Regions from separate parts of the Homo sapiens genome. Here region 1 is linked to region 2. Evidence: chromatin contacts called from ENCODE Hi-C data. All regions are on one chromosome and are shown on one strand. Each heading gives the region's core, a stretch centred on a gene start or an enhancer-like site at or near the end of the contact. The rest is flanking DNA. Distances are from core to core; before and after follow the strand shown. Region 1 holds the start of ACOX2 (acyl-CoA oxidase 2). Region 2 holds the start of FLNB (filamin B).

Region 1 (3,846 bases), core at 850-3,349, 530 kb before region 2:
CCTTTTCCTTCTACTGATTTTAATCTGTAATCTTTTGCTGTAATAAACTGTAACCATGAGTATTACAGTTTCTTCTTGTTTGTTCTAGAGGCAAAGTCTCACTCTGTCACCCAGGCTAGAGTATAGTGGTTCCATTATAGCTCACTGCAGCTTCGAACTTCTGGGCCCAAGCAATCCTTCCACTGCATCCTCCCAAAGAGCTAGCACTACAGGCACACACCACCACACTGGGCTAATTTTTACATCTTTTTTGGTAGAGACAGGGTCTTGCTATGTTGTCCAGGCTGGTCTCAAACTCCTGGCCTCAAGTGATCCTCAAGCCTCAACCTCCCAAAGCAATGGAATTATAGGCGTGAGCCATCACGCCTGGCTCAGTATAACAGTTTCTAAGTTCTATGAGTCTTCCTAGCAAATCACTGGACCTGAGGTTGATCTTGGAGAACCTCTGACACACTCAAATAAGTTCTGAAGATTAGCTGACAATATTGCAGCAGTGTTAATGGCTTGGTTTCATAATTGTACCTTAGAAGAAGCTGAGTGAAGGATATACAAGAACTTTTTGCAGCTTTCTGAAATTCTAAAGTTATTTCAAAATAAAAAGTTAAACACAAAGAACAAGGAGACAAGTGTGATCATTGTTAGTGCTGGGTGTTAGGTACATGCAGGTTCATTATATTTTTCTCTCCACTTTTGTACAAGTTTGAAATATTTTGTAATTTAAAAAGCCTTTTTAAGCTAGAGAATTCAAGATTTCAGTGCAACAAATCAAAATGATCACATCCAAAACATACAGAACAGGGTCAGCTTCAAAGCGGATGAGAAAACAATTTAAACATGGAGAGTTTATTAAAAAGCCTTGCTCCAAGGGCCCCTGAGCAAGGCTTTCTTCACTGGGCACTTCCTGCAATCCAAGCCTTTCTCTATGGCAGAGAGGAACTAAGTCATTGCCCATGGTCAGTGATAGCATAAATCCTTGGCGGAGATGAGTCCAGGTGTAAGTAAGAACTTTCACCTCCAAACAGTGGGGCCAAGACCACCTTCCCTGAAACCACTGCCCACAGCAATGAGGACTGCCAGGAGTCTGAGCCCCACAGCTCCAGAAGGACCTACTAGGTGATAAGTTGCAAAGCTTGGGCCACAGGTCCTGCCTCTTCCTACAGACACAAGCTAGACACTACCTTGGGGATATGATGGGGTGCTGTGAGGCTCCTTACTGAGCAAATACCTTGCATTACAGGGGAGGCCAAGGCCCAGAAAGGAGTACACCTGCTCAGAGTCAACATAGCTCAGAAGTCCTGCCAGAACAGGAGCCTTGATCTCCTACTGGCCCCTTGATTTCTTTCCCAGTCTTACACAAATGTGTTACGTAATCTACTTATTGTGCAAACCCAAACAAAGTGACATCCCTCCCTGAGCCTGTTTCCTTACCTGCAAAATGGGGAGCCGCATCTGACTTTCCAAGGTGGTTATGCAGGGAGGGAACCTCTAAGCCTCTCATTCCTCTCACTAAGACCCAGCTCTCATCTGGATCCCACACACTACAGATGGATGCTTCACAAATATTTTTCCAGGGAATGTCAGGGGATGCTAAGCATAAGACAAGCCATATTTTAGAGCAGAAACATGGGGAGAGAGGAAAAACGTACACCTTACAGAGCAATCCTTTCACATGAGGACCATCTCAGGGGAGCCTATTAAGCTCGTGTGATATTAACAGCTTGAGTGCCTGAAGGGCACACAGTGAAAGATCAGGGAAGACCAGGATATCACTTTGGAAACACTGCTGGGGTACACAGCTTTTTGGTACAAGTAGTGTCAAAGGAATCCCTGGCTTTGAGATGTAAGGGCTCCAACCTCCCAGAAGTCCTCCCAGGGCAGCCCCAGCGACAGGCACAAAGGTCACACCCATGCAGGAAGAGAGGGAGGAAGGAGAGGAGCTCCATAAGCCCAGACAAGGGCTTGAGAGCAGACAAGGGCTTGAGAGCAGACAAGGGCTTGAGAGCAGACAAGGGCTTGAGAGCTGGCCAAGCAGTTTCTCTCAGCTTCTGTGTTCCAGCCCCTATGTGGGAGGAGAGAAGGGCAGGACCACAAGCCTGCCAGAGGCTGCGGCCTACAGCCGGGGAGAGGCCAGCCCGGCCTACAGTGCGGACACAGGACAGAGGGGAGCCAGGTGAGCCAGGTTTTTGGGCAGGGAGGGACTGGGAGACCCCAGAGGAGAGGGCTGCCCCCATGATGACCCTGTCCGCAGCTCCGAGAGACCCTGAGCAAGGCTTTCTTCACTGGGCACCTCCTGCAAATCAGGCCCTGCACTAAGTGTTAGGGTCACGGCATGACAGTGACAAAGATCCCGGCCCTCTTGCAGTTTCTGTGTTAGTAGCAGGGAGATGGAAGTAAACAAAAACATATGAAATGAGTAAATGATCTCAAATGTCAGAAGGGGATAAGTGAAAAGAGAAAAAGGAGAGCAGAGTGAGGAGGACAGGGAATGCCGGGGGAGGGGGCTTGGGGTTTTAAAGAGGGTGGCCTCTTTAAGGTTAAATGAGGTTCAATGCAAAAAGCCCTAGTGACATTTGAAGAAAGGGTGTTCTGGGCAGATGGAGATGCCCTAGCAAATGCTGGCAGTGGCAGGGAGGCCTGGAGCATTCAGAACAGCAAGGAGGCAGTGGCAGCAGAGCAAGGAAAAGAGGTAAGGCAGGACGAGAGGAGCCGCACTAGGGGCACTTGCAGGACTCCGGGGGGCAGAGGATGGGGCCCCTTGCCAGCACCCCCACAGCCCTGCTGGGGGTATTGGTTTGAAAGCCTCATATGAATCATTTGCTACATGTGGTTGCATGACCCTTATAAAGTCTCCTCCCTTTCCAAGGCCCACATCCTCTCCATAAAATGGTAATAACAGCAGTGCATCTGTCAGGTTGAGGTCAGGAAGGAAGGGGATCAAAAGCATGGCAGCCTGCCGGAGAGATTTACAACATACCTGCTGCAAGCTAGGAAATGCAGAGCTGGCCTCCCAGGCCTTGTGGGAGGAACATGTAAGCAAATAAGAACTTGTCCCTAACCCTAGAGCACCCAGGGAACGAGGGAGCTGAACTTTGTTCAGAGAGAACAGCAGGGGCAAAGGGTAGGAAGAGAATGAGTGGAGGCCAGGGATGAGGGCAGTAAGTTGACATAGGAGAGAGGTGAGTGGAGTAGGGTTGGGTAGACACAGCAAGGACTCCATTCCACAAACAGTGGGCCCCAAGGAGCAGATTCCAAGCAGGAGAGGAAAACAATGTGATTTGCAGTTCAAGAGTTCACCTGGCAGCTGGGAGAACAAATAAGAGGAACACTGAGGCCAAGTAAGAGATAACAGTGGCCTGGATGCTAGCCAAAGAGATAGCAAGGAGCAGATGGACTCAAGAGACTTGTGAAATAGGATGGACTGCACCTCATGGTTGCCTCACTGTGGAGGAATAGGGGCTTCTCAGAGGCCAAGCACTTGCCATGAAGGAGACAGGGTCCAACCTGGGTATGAAAGACACTCAGGGGCTCCAGGGGAACACTTCACAGGCAGGAAGAAGGCTTCCTCCCTTCAGTTCCACAATATACCTGCAGGGCTCATAGAAATGGAGCTGAGTGATCCTAGAACTTATGAGCAGTTTAATGAGACCAAGGTGCCCCCAGCAATCCTCCACAGTGGAGCTGTAGTATGGACAAGTCATGTGCTTTGTGGTCAGACCCCATCCAACTCCTGGCCATCTCCAGCTGTGTGGCTAGGGGCCACTCAACCTCTCCAGGATTATTTTCTTCAGGTGTAAGCTTCACTGACTTTTTTGTGAAGATTTCCCTAGGCAATTCATGTAACTCAAA
Region 2 (3,544 bases), core at 942-3,441:
CCTTGGGATTCTTCAGAGGGGAGGCTGGTTTCTGAATGGTAAAGAATTCCAGGAGATTCTGAGGTTCTCCCTCCCCAGTACAGGAGATGGACCCCAGAAAGAAGACAACAGCGTGCCATGCAGATTCTTCTGCAGGGAAGCCACCCTTGGGGAGGGGGAGGGCTGCTGGAGATCAGCTGGGTGGTGCGGCTGCCATCTGGGCCCAGGAAGCAGGAAGCAGCCTTACCTGCCAGGACAGGTGTGGGGGAAGGGAAGGGTGAGGCCCTAAGGCCCAGGGGAGGCTCAGCCTAGAGGGAATCCCTTTTCCACTGGAGAAAGTCCTGGCAGCCACACCCATCTCCCTTTCTTCCTGTCACTAGGGTCACTATAGTGACCTGGTTTCCTCAGGAAGAGACCCAAATCACAGGCCAGGGCCAGTCCCTGGTTCTCCTTAGGAAGAGATCCAGACCCAGAACCCTCCTCTGCCCCAACCCACACCCACCCACCCACATACACACACACACATACACACACCCATACACACGTGTAGGTGGATACACATTCTCTGCATACATTCCGTGTACATGCAAACTCTTTGCATATGCACATGCTATACACACATGCTATGTGTGTACACACGTTCTCTGCACAAACGCCCACATGCACACACACATCACAGCCCCTACCATCACAGCCCACACTATCAGTAGCCTTGTGGCCCTCTGGGAAGCCTCCAACTATCTCAGACCACAAGGGAGACTTCATCCTTATTCTTCCTCCCCAGACCAGAAGGCCCAGTCCAGCAAGAGACACCAATTCCCTCCCTCCTTTCAGGAAGACCCTGGTGTAGGTTTGGGAGAGGAGAGGAAAACAAAGCCTCCTTCTAACTGTTGCCCACTTCCTTCAGTTCTCAGCTGGGCCCTACTTGCTGACCTTGGACAGGTCAATTAACCCTCCGGACCCCCTTATCTGTAAAATGGGTCTAGCCTCACCCCAGATGGCAGGATGCGTAGGGACGGAGATAACTTAGAAGGCTGACGGTACACAGTGGACGCTAGTTGGGCTCCCTACAAGACAGCAATTACTGTTACCACCACCATCTCTAAATTATAACTTCGGCAGCAAGGAGTGGGTTCAACCTGCGGCGCGCGGCCAGAGCTGAGCTGGGAGCAGAGAGAGCGAGGACACACACCCGCGCCTACCCTTGCAACCTCGGGGCCCACACCCATTCCAGCGACGGCAGGGGAAGGTACCAGGTCTCTGTCTCCACCTGGGCAGGGAGGCCCCAGGCGCAGAGAACGGTTCCTCCTCAGGTCTCACGGCCCGGCCTCCGAGCCAACGCCCATTCAGCTGCCTCTGAGAGCACCAACCTGGGCGCAGCAGGGAGAGCACTCCGCGGAGCATCTGACCCTAGGGCCCGCCCCCGGGGACAGCGAACGAGGGTTTCTAGTCCCCTAGCTCCCATAGGGGCGCCCCAGGTGTAGAGAAATGCAACAACTCCACCTCTCCTCCTGTGACCCCAGCCCAAACCCTCAACCCTTAGCCAGCCAAAGGTGCACTGCTGGGGCGGATGGCGGGGAGCGATCACAACAGGTCCCATCCCAGGGGAAGACACCGGGGAGGGGGTCTAGGCCCCCTATAACCCACCCCTGGGGACGACTCCCCCTTATCTCCGAGGTGGGGGCGCGCTGCGGGAAATCCTCGCCCTCCGCAGGGGTGCACGCGCGGGGGCGGGTCGGCACCACAGTGGGCGCCTGGGCCCGGCCAGAGAACTCACCGATGGACACGAGCTTGATGCTCTCACGGTCCAGGAACTCGAGCGCCACGGACACATTCTCGAGCTGCATCTGGCGAAAGGTGGGCCGCTGATGGTACTTGCGGTACATGCGCTTCTGGCTGAGCACCTCGAGCAGCGCGATGAGCCGCAGCCCGTCGCTCAGGTCGGTCTGCAGGTTGCCGATGCGTTTGTTCACGCACTTGAGGTGCTCGTTGCACCAGCGTGTGAACGTGTTCTGCTGGATCTTCTTCCAAGGCGCGTCCTCAGCTAGATCCTTCTCGGTTACCGGCATCCTGGTGGCGGGGAGAGCGCAATGCGCAACGAGCTGCCGGGGACTGGTGTTTGGAGGCCCAAGGGCCGAAGGAGCGAGAACCGAAGCGGAGCGGGAGCGGGGTTCGAACTTGCTGCTACCGGAGCCACGGCCGGTGCTGCTCTGCGGCCGCCCGCCCCTGGCCGCGCGAGGCGCCTGGCCCCGCGCCTGCGCGCTGAGCCGCCCCGCCCCCAAGCCCCGCCCCGTCCCGACCCTCCCGCGGGAGTTCCTGGGCCACGCTCGCCTCCTGCCGCCTGCCGCAGGCACTGCGCCCCACTGCGTCCTGGGACCCGCGCTCGAAGCCCACCACCCCAGCAGGATGTAGGGCTGCCTGAATCACCCGGTCAGCCCCGGGGTGGGGGGACCCGCGGGGGCTGGGAGCCGGACAGAATGGGTCGGGCCTCAGTGGGACTTGCGGGAGGGGCGCGCGGGGCGGAGGTCTTCATCCACATATAGATTGAATAAAATTCAGTAAGGGCTTTTATTGAGCTCCGCCTGTGTACCAGCCATTCTTCTCAGAGCCTGCTAACCAGTAGTAAATCAGACAAACGTATTGCACAACCTCAAGGAGTTCACACAGCCTAATGGAAGAGAAAAGTGTAATTCCACCATAACCAACAGCCCAGTAGTGGTGGTAAAAATGAACAATAAGGCTTGTTGCATGTCTTAGTTTCCAGTTACTGCTGTAACAAGTTACCAAAACTTAGTGTCTTTGAAAACACACACCCACAAATGTATTATCCTTCAGTTCTGTAGGTTCGATGGCCCACACAGGTCTTGCTGAGCTAAAAACAAAGTGTTGGCAGGATGCATTCCCTTCTGGAGGCTGTAGGGAAGAATCTGTTTCCTTGTGTTTTCTAACTTCCAGAAGCTGCCTGCGCGCCTGACTCCTGCCCCTTTTCTCTGTGAAAGCCTGCAATGGGCTGGGCACAATGGCTCACACCTGTAATCCCAGCACTTTGGGAGGCCAAGGTGGGTGGATCACCTGAGGTCAGGAGTTCGAGACCAGCCTGGCCAACATGGTAAAACCCCATCTCTACTTAAAATACAAAAATTAGCCAGGTGTGGTGGCGCGTACCTGTAATCCCAGCTACTGGGAAGGCTGAGATAGGAGAATCGCTTGAACCTGGGAGGCAGAGGTTACAGTGAGCTGAGATGGTGCCATTGCACTCCAGCCTGGGCGACAGAGCAAAACTCCGTCTCAAAAAAAAAAAAAAAAAAAAAAAAAACAGAAAAGCAAGCCTGCAATGTCAGGTGGAGTCTCTCAGACCTCAGACAGTCCTCTCTCCATAGGCACATCTTCCTTTTTTTTTTTTTTCCTGCGATGGAGTCTTACTCCGTTGCCCAGGCTAGAGTCCAGTGGTGCAATCTCGGCTCACTGCAACCTCCTCCTCCTGGGTTCAAGCAATTCTCTTGCCTCAACCTCCTGAGTGGCTGGGATTACAGGCACCCGCCACCACGCTCCGCTAATTTTTGTA

The links. Hi-C counts contacts between places; a loop is a spot of excess contacts on that map. Pooled maps may share reads with other maps.
Region 1: a map with no recorded cell type shows a loop between it and region 2 (4-fold over the local background). The contact joins the promoter of ACOX2 here to the promoter of FLNB in region 2. A Hi-C loop is called at or near these places in 1 of 168 maps with a recorded cell type or tissue (naive thymus-derived CD4-positive, alpha-beta T cell), 1 of 37 single-sample maps with no recorded cell type and 10 of 50 pooled maps.

The regions. Positions count from the first base shown.
Region 1 is chr3:58,535,443-58,539,288 of GRCh38, reverse strand. It overlaps ACOX2 (acyl-CoA oxidase 2), which reads left to right and starts at 2,099. Exons shown (of 15, transcript NM_003500.4): 1 at 2,099-2,170. LOC107984079 (a long non-coding RNA gene) reads right to left here. Exons shown (of 3, transcript XR_001740724.2): 1 at 2,975-3,846.
Region 2 is chr3:58,007,069-58,010,612 of GRCh38, reverse strand. It overlaps FLNB (filamin B), which reads right to left and starts at 2,191. Exons shown (of 46, transcript NM_001457.4): 1 at 1,757-2,191. The coding sequence starts at 2,048.